Linked DNA regions of Homo sapiens: region 2 is linked to region 1. The links are chromatin contacts, found by Hi-C or POLR2A ChIA-PET in ENCODE. All regions are on one chromosome and are shown on one strand. The core of a region is the stretch at or near the end of the contact, and the rest is flanking DNA. Distances in the headings are between cores, read along the strand shown.

The links. Hi-C counts contacts between places; a loop is a spot of excess contacts on that map. ChIA-PET counts read pairs that join two places held with the same protein, here RNA polymerase II (POLR2A). Pooled maps may share reads with other maps.
Region 2: a map of sigmoid colon shows a loop between it and region 1 (2.6-fold over the local background). The contact joins two enhancer-like sites. A Hi-C loop is called at or near these places in 1 of 168 maps with a recorded cell type or tissue (sigmoid colon) and 1 of 50 pooled maps. POLR2A ChIA-PET finds 5 or more read pairs at or near these places in 2 of 52 experiments (AG04450 and OCI-LY7).

Annotation. Positions count from the first base shown.
Region 1 is chr16:14,095,547-14,098,897 of GRCh38, reverse strand. The region is part of intron 2 of MRTFB (myocardin related transcription factor B); the gene reads right to left. Among named protein-coding and RNA genes, the nearest start is that of MRTFB, 26 kb to the right of the region's middle. Within about 2 kb of position 1,602, at least 9 of the 41 ENCODE cell types and tissues checked have a DNase peak (open chromatin) inside an H3K27ac peak, as active enhancers do.
Region 2 is chr16:14,500,064-14,503,414 of GRCh38, reverse strand. The region is part of intron 21 of PARN (poly(A)-specific ribonuclease); the gene reads left to right. Among named protein-coding and RNA genes, the nearest start is that of LINC03107, 73 kb to the right of the region's middle. RefSeq lists enhancers at 1,549-1,843, 1,569-1,863. Within about 2 kb of position 1,739, at least 32 of the 41 ENCODE cell types and tissues checked have a DNase peak (open chromatin) inside an H3K27ac peak, as active enhancers do.

The DNA of each region.
Region 1 (3,351 bases), core at 353-2,852:
TTTATGAACAACTGATTTTTTTATAAAGATGCAAAGGCAACTCAGTGAAGTGAGAATAGTCATTTCAACAAATGGTGCTCGAACAACTAAATAGCCATATGCAAGAAATATGAACTTTGATCTACATCTTTCACCACATGCAACAACTAAATCTAAATGGGCCATATTGCAAAATTTAAGTCAAAATGGGTCATATACCAAAGTGTAAACCCAAAACTATCAAAATTCTACAAGAAAACAAAGGAGATACCTTCTCTGACCTCAGGTTAGGTGGAGCTCCTAGTTCTAACACCAAAAACACAATGCATAAAATAAAAAATTGATAAATTGAACTTTATCAAAATTAAGAACTGCTCTTTGAAAGAATGTTAAGAGGGTGAAAAGATAAGTCATAGGCTGAGATAAAATATTGCAAATCATAAATCTGATAATCTATATCCAGAGTATACAAAGAACTCTCAAAACTCAGTAATAATAAGAAAACAAACAACCCAATAAACATATAAAAGATTTGATACTTTACCAACTATTGGCAAATAAGTACATGAAAATATGCTCAACTCCATTAGTCATTAGGAAAATGCAAATTAAAACCACGATGAGCTACTTCTACACATCTATTAGAATGAATAATGTGAAAAGACTGACCATACCAAATTCCAGACACAGAGCAACTGGAATTCTCATGTACTGCAGTTGGGAATATAAAAGGAAATGACAACTTGGAAACAGTTTGGCAGTTCTGAAAAAAAAGTTAAACAGACACCCATCCATCCTACTCCTAGGTATTTACTCAAGAGATAACAGAGTCCATACGAAGACTTGCATATAAATGTTCAGATTGATTTTATTTGTAATAGCCCAAAACTGGAAATACCCAAATGGCCATCAACAGTAAACACATCAACAACAACAACAAAAACAGTGAACAGATATACAAATTGTGGCATATCTACACAACCAACTATGTCTAAGAAGAAATGAACTATTGATGTACTCAACAACATGGACAAATCTCAAAATAATTAGGCTGACTGAAAGAAGTCAAACAAAGAAGAGTACATACAACATGATTCCACTTATACAAAACCCTCGAACAAGCAAACTAATCTACAGAGACAGAAAGCAGATCAGTGGTTGCCTGGAAACAGGGGCAAAGGAGCATGCAGGAAGGATTACAAAGCCATACAAAGAAATTTTGGGGGGTGATGGATATGTTCATCATCCTTATTGGGGTGAAAGTTTCATGGGTGTACGTGTCAGAACTGATTAAATTGTACACTTTAAATGTGCAGTTTACTGGATGCCAATTATACCTCAATAAAGCTGTTTACAAAAAGAACAGTTTACATTTTATAATATCCCATTTGAATTGTCCCTTTTTAATTAGCATACTGAAAATCTTTCACTATTGCAAACCAATTGCTGTAACTGCTTCAAATACACCTTTTCCTTTGACCTTTACTCTATATAAACACAACTACAAAAGTTAATTACTACTGGATGGGAAAGTGAACAAACCGGTCTTCCTGGATTGCACAGTGGTCTGTTTATTAGCTTCAAATGAAACCTGAATGTTTAGCTAAACTACCAGAACTGAATGCTTGGTCACTTAATACTGAAAATATTACAACCACAATCTGCCCTAAAGGGATTCATTAACTCAAACGTTTATTGCACATATACTCTATGTCTGGCATTGTTGTAAGTGCTGGATTTCATGCAGAATGGTCAGTACTGAACTGCAAGGCCACTCTGCATCTCCTCTTAGAATAATTTATAAGGTCATAATCATTGCATTTAAATAACACAACTAAAGAAAATCAGTGGAAATAGGCTACAGGTAGACTAAAACAATGATTCTTCTAATACAAAGTTAAGATAATAAATGCTAATGATGACTAAAGAACTGTAGTCCAAGTGCTTAGAATTCTAGAATGAGAGGTATGTCTTGAAACCTAAGTGAATTCAGGACAAATATAAAGAAAACTACTTCTATGTACAGCAAGAAGAATGGAGCTTGACAGCTCCAAGAGGTCCTTCTGGCTTGCAAACACCAAAGAATGTAAAAAGCTTAGGAACAGGGACCCAAAATGATTTTTTAAAAAACATACTAGGAAGTTTTAAGTAAATTATCTAAAGGTTGGTATCAAAGACAACATTCTGTACCATAGCATATTCTTTACTGTCGATTTTAGAGAATTCTATAGACCAAGTATGAAAGTGACATTTTACAGAAGATGTAAGCTTATGAACTTATCACAAATAAAACCCAAAGGTCCACATCTCTTGCCACAATATGTAGGCTATTTTACAGCTACTCGAGGGCATCCATTTGAAAACCTTTTATTATCTTTTCTCCCCTGCAATAGTACTTCTTTTTTAGACTTTTTCTCTAAAAGAATCCAATGAACTCCTACACTGGACATATAATCAATAAAAATCTCTTGTTAGAGCTAACTGCTGGTGACACGTGCTTCAGAATTCCTTAGAAATAGTTATTCCTTTTCTAAATCTCAGGTTGCCGGCCAGGCACAGTGAGTCACACCTGTAATCCAACACTTTGGGAGGCCGAAGCAGGCAGATCACTTGAGGTCAGGAGTTTGAGACCAGCTTGGCCAACATGGTAAAACCCTGTCTCTACTAGAAATACAAAAATTAGCTGGGCGTGGTGGACATGCCTGTAATCCCAGCTACCCGGAAGGCTGAGGCAGAATTACTTGAACCCAGGAGGCGGAGGTTGCAGTGGGCCAAGATCGCGCCACTGCACTGCAGCCTGGAAGACAGAGCGAGACTTGTCTCAAATAAATAAATAAATAAATAAATAAATAAATAAATAAATAAATTTCAGCTTGCCTCTAAACTGTCATGTTCTTGTTCTCAAAAGAACAACTGTACTAACCAATAAACTTTTAGTAAATTTTGCCTGACATGATTCCCTGTCACATGTTCTGAACATATCATACCCAATTTATATCTACATTAGACACTACTTGTAAGCACTGTTGTAAATAGTGCATTCAGTACAGTTTGTAAATATTCTTATTCTGATAGAGAAGCAATAATCATGAAAACAAAAGATCAAAAAACAAACCACAGTATTCAGTCATTTTACCTTCTCTTTTTTGTTTTTCAGATTTTGAAAAGTGAAGATGGTTCTGTTTTGGGTAAAATGGTAAGAAAAGTATCCAAAAGCAGAGACATTCAACAGCTGATAGTTAAAATGATGAAATTTGTCCATTTCATTTCCAGTATTTACTTTTAAAATGGTGAAATGATGCCTGATGTAGTTTGAGTTTCACTCAAGTTCAGAACAAAGGTGTGGTTCTCATGACACCTGCACTGCCAATT
Region 2 (3,351 bases), core at 490-2,989, 400 kb before region 1:
TCTATCACCTTTGCTAAAAGAAATAGATACTGCATTACGCTTTTCTCATATGAGTCAGCTCTTTTCAGAATTGCTTCTAACCACAGAGAACTCCTTACAGCTCTCTGAGTGTTGTTTGTGCACCTAGAATACAAATTGACATGTATAAACTACCCTCATGTGGACATTACATTCACCTCCTTGCTGCCAAGAAGAGAAGGTGGAAGTCTCTTTTCCTTTCTGGTGTTCTCATTCCCCAGAAAGGAGAATCCATTCAGCTAGTATCAGTGCCTCTGTGGGGGGAGGTTCTTCTCAAACAACACCAAAGCAGCGTGGATAGGAGCACTCAGGGGCGCAGCGGGGTGAGGGGGGCAGAAGGTGAAATATCTCTACCGTCTTATGTTTTATTTAAACCATTCTCACAATTTAAAAAAATGCTATTCTGCAATATGTCCATTTTACTTTAATATTAATTTGTTTTAAATTGCCAGATTAATTATTTAATTTTTCCTCCCTGATCTCTGGTAAAATCCATGCCCTAAGAAGTTAAGCCGTGGTTCTTCAGTGGCTTGTAGTAATTGCAAGCCCAGGGCTGTTCGGAAGCAGAGAGAAGTAGCTGTATTAGCTGTTCTCTCCTGAAGAAATATCACTGGAGGTATAGAATAGCTAAAACACCTTCCTTGTCTTCAGAGAACTAGCTTGGGTACATGTGACCAGAGGACAGGCACAGAGGCTTAGATCGTATATTTGCTAGGTACCAAGTAGAGTTACATCATAACATTTTGAAACTTGTGTGAATTCAAATGTACTTGATGTGGCTAATTATTTTTTAGGGTGTGAGACTGGTTTTGCTTGTCACTTCACTCAGCAAAAGTATTTATCCTTATCCCAGTGAGTTGGAGATGAAATGGGAGATGTAGATTCTGCCCCTTCCTTGTGAATATCAACTTTCACACTCTTCTTGTAGCAAGCTTCCTGCTGGTTATAAACCATGTGTGTTCACACATGTGTGTACATGTGTGTTTAATAACATGGTGCTCACATGCAAGCCATCGTCTTCCTCTGATGTCCTAGAGGAGAAACAGTAGTGTGTTCTGACCCTGGAGGAAAAACCAGCTGTGTTGGCTTCACTGAGAGACGCATGTTCTCCAGTGTGAAGAAAGAAGTTTCAAGGGTAATTTTAACTAAAGGCAAAGTTCAGCTTTAGCGTCCCCACCCCTTGCCCCATGCGTGAATACTCTGTTGTGACTCCAGTCTTAGATGCTTTCCCTGAAGCCAACTGTGGAAAGCATCTCAGTTCAAAGATAAGAAAACAGTTGCCCAGAGAGGCATGTGGCCTTCCAGTAGTAGAGCTGTCTACCCCAGAGTGTACACACTCATTCCATTGTGCCTTCTGCTCATATGATGTTTGTTAACTCTTTTAAATCCTGAACCAGTCAAAACCACATTTTTTAAAAATAATCTAAACAGCATTTAGCTAAGGCCTCTAGAGAGCTGAGTGCAAGGTGTGCCTGTGCTCTTTCCAGAAACGGCAGTGATTTATGCCTGCACTCTGGCTTGAGTTGTGACAGAACAGGCTCCAATGGGTGTGTGTTTAGTGCCTTGTCTGTGATTTTCAGGATACATTCAGGTAGCTGCTTCCTAATGCATTCCCCAAAGAGTGTGCTTGTGGGCAGAGCATGTGCTGGGGAGGAGGGCCAGCTGTGAGCGGGGGAACAGATGACTCAGCATTCCAGCGGGCTGCCTGCCCAGGAACTCTCACCATGATGGCTTTAATAACATGGTGGCACATTGCCTGGTAACCTGAGGGTTGGTGGGGTTTGTTTCTACCTACTTTACCGAAAAGCCCTCTATCAGCTGTTGGCCAACCACATCAGGGTGGGGTAAGATATAAACTTGGCTCTGCAAGCTGACTTTCTTTTCTATTTTTCATGCCTCTGCCTACATTTTAACATTCATTCTCTTTTTCTTTCTGTTTTTTTTTTTTTTTTTTTTTTTTTGGACAGTCTTGCTTTGTCCCAGGCTGGAGTGCAGTGGCGCAATCAAGTGATCCTCCCACCTCAGCGTCCCAAGTAGCTGGGACTATAGGCGCACACCACCACTCCAGACTAATTATTATTATTATTATTATTATTATTATTGTTTTTTTGTTTGTTTTTTGTTTTTTTTTGTAAAGATGGGGTTTTACTGTTTTGCCCAGGCTGGTCTCTAACTCCTGGGCAGGCTCAAATAATCCAAAAGTGTTAAGATACAGACGTGAGCCACTGCACCCAACCTGCTCGCTTTTCTCTTCTCATTTATATACTATGTAAAGGTGGAAGCTGGATAGTTGACTTCCATATCATGTCCTCAAGGGAATTAGTTACTGAACAGATGGTCTTTTTTATATTAGTTAAAATTATTTTGTTTGCAATTCAGACCTCTGGACTATTTCCCTGGGTGCCTCATAGCAGAAGAATCTGTAGCCATGGACCTCCTTGCCACAGATTTGATTTTGGTGGAACAGATCTGGATGTATGTAGCCTTAGAAGCAAGCTAGGCTTTTTCTTTTCTGTTGGTAAAGGCCTCTAACTGCTGCCCTAAGCTGACATAGGGCACAGGGTACTATCTGTGAGCTCACTGGAAAAATGGGGTTTGTGGAGCTTTATAGCTGGGTTCCATGAAAGCTGCTTTCAGGTACTTTTTTTTTCCTCCATCAAAATCTTAGCATATGCAAAGGCAGTAGAAGCAAATTTATTCATTGGACATGCTTTAAAATGAGACTTTACTTATGTTAGAGGTATTAGATGTAGCACTTTAGAATTAGAATCTAAAGGGTGGTAATATTTTTTTCTAGGGAAAGAAATGTAGAGAGTACTTTATAAAATCCACAAGTGTAGGCAGGCTTGGTGGCACGTGCCTATAGCCCTGGCTGCTCGGGAGGGTTGCTTGAGTCCAGGAGTTTGAGGCTCCAGTGAGCTATGGTCACACCTGTGAATAGCCACTGCACTCCAGCCTGGGTAACATAGTGAGACCCTGTCTTAAAAAAACAAAACAAAACAAAAAAAGTAAAAGATAAAGTTTACAGAAACCATTCTAGCCTGGGCACAGCAGCTCATGCCTGTAATCCCAGCACTTTGGGAGGCTGAGGCAGGAGAATTCCTTAAGCCCAGGAGTTCAAGACCAGCCCTGGCAATGTAGCAAGATCCCACCTCTACAAAAAAAATTTTTAAATTACCCGGACATGGTGGCAAGCTCCTGTAGTCCCAGTTCCTTGAGAGGCTGAGGTGGGAGGATTGCTTGAGCCTGGGAAGTTGAGGCTGCAGTGAACCGTGGTTGTGCTACTACACTCCAGCCTGAGTGACAGAGTGAGACTGTCTCAAAAAACAAAGA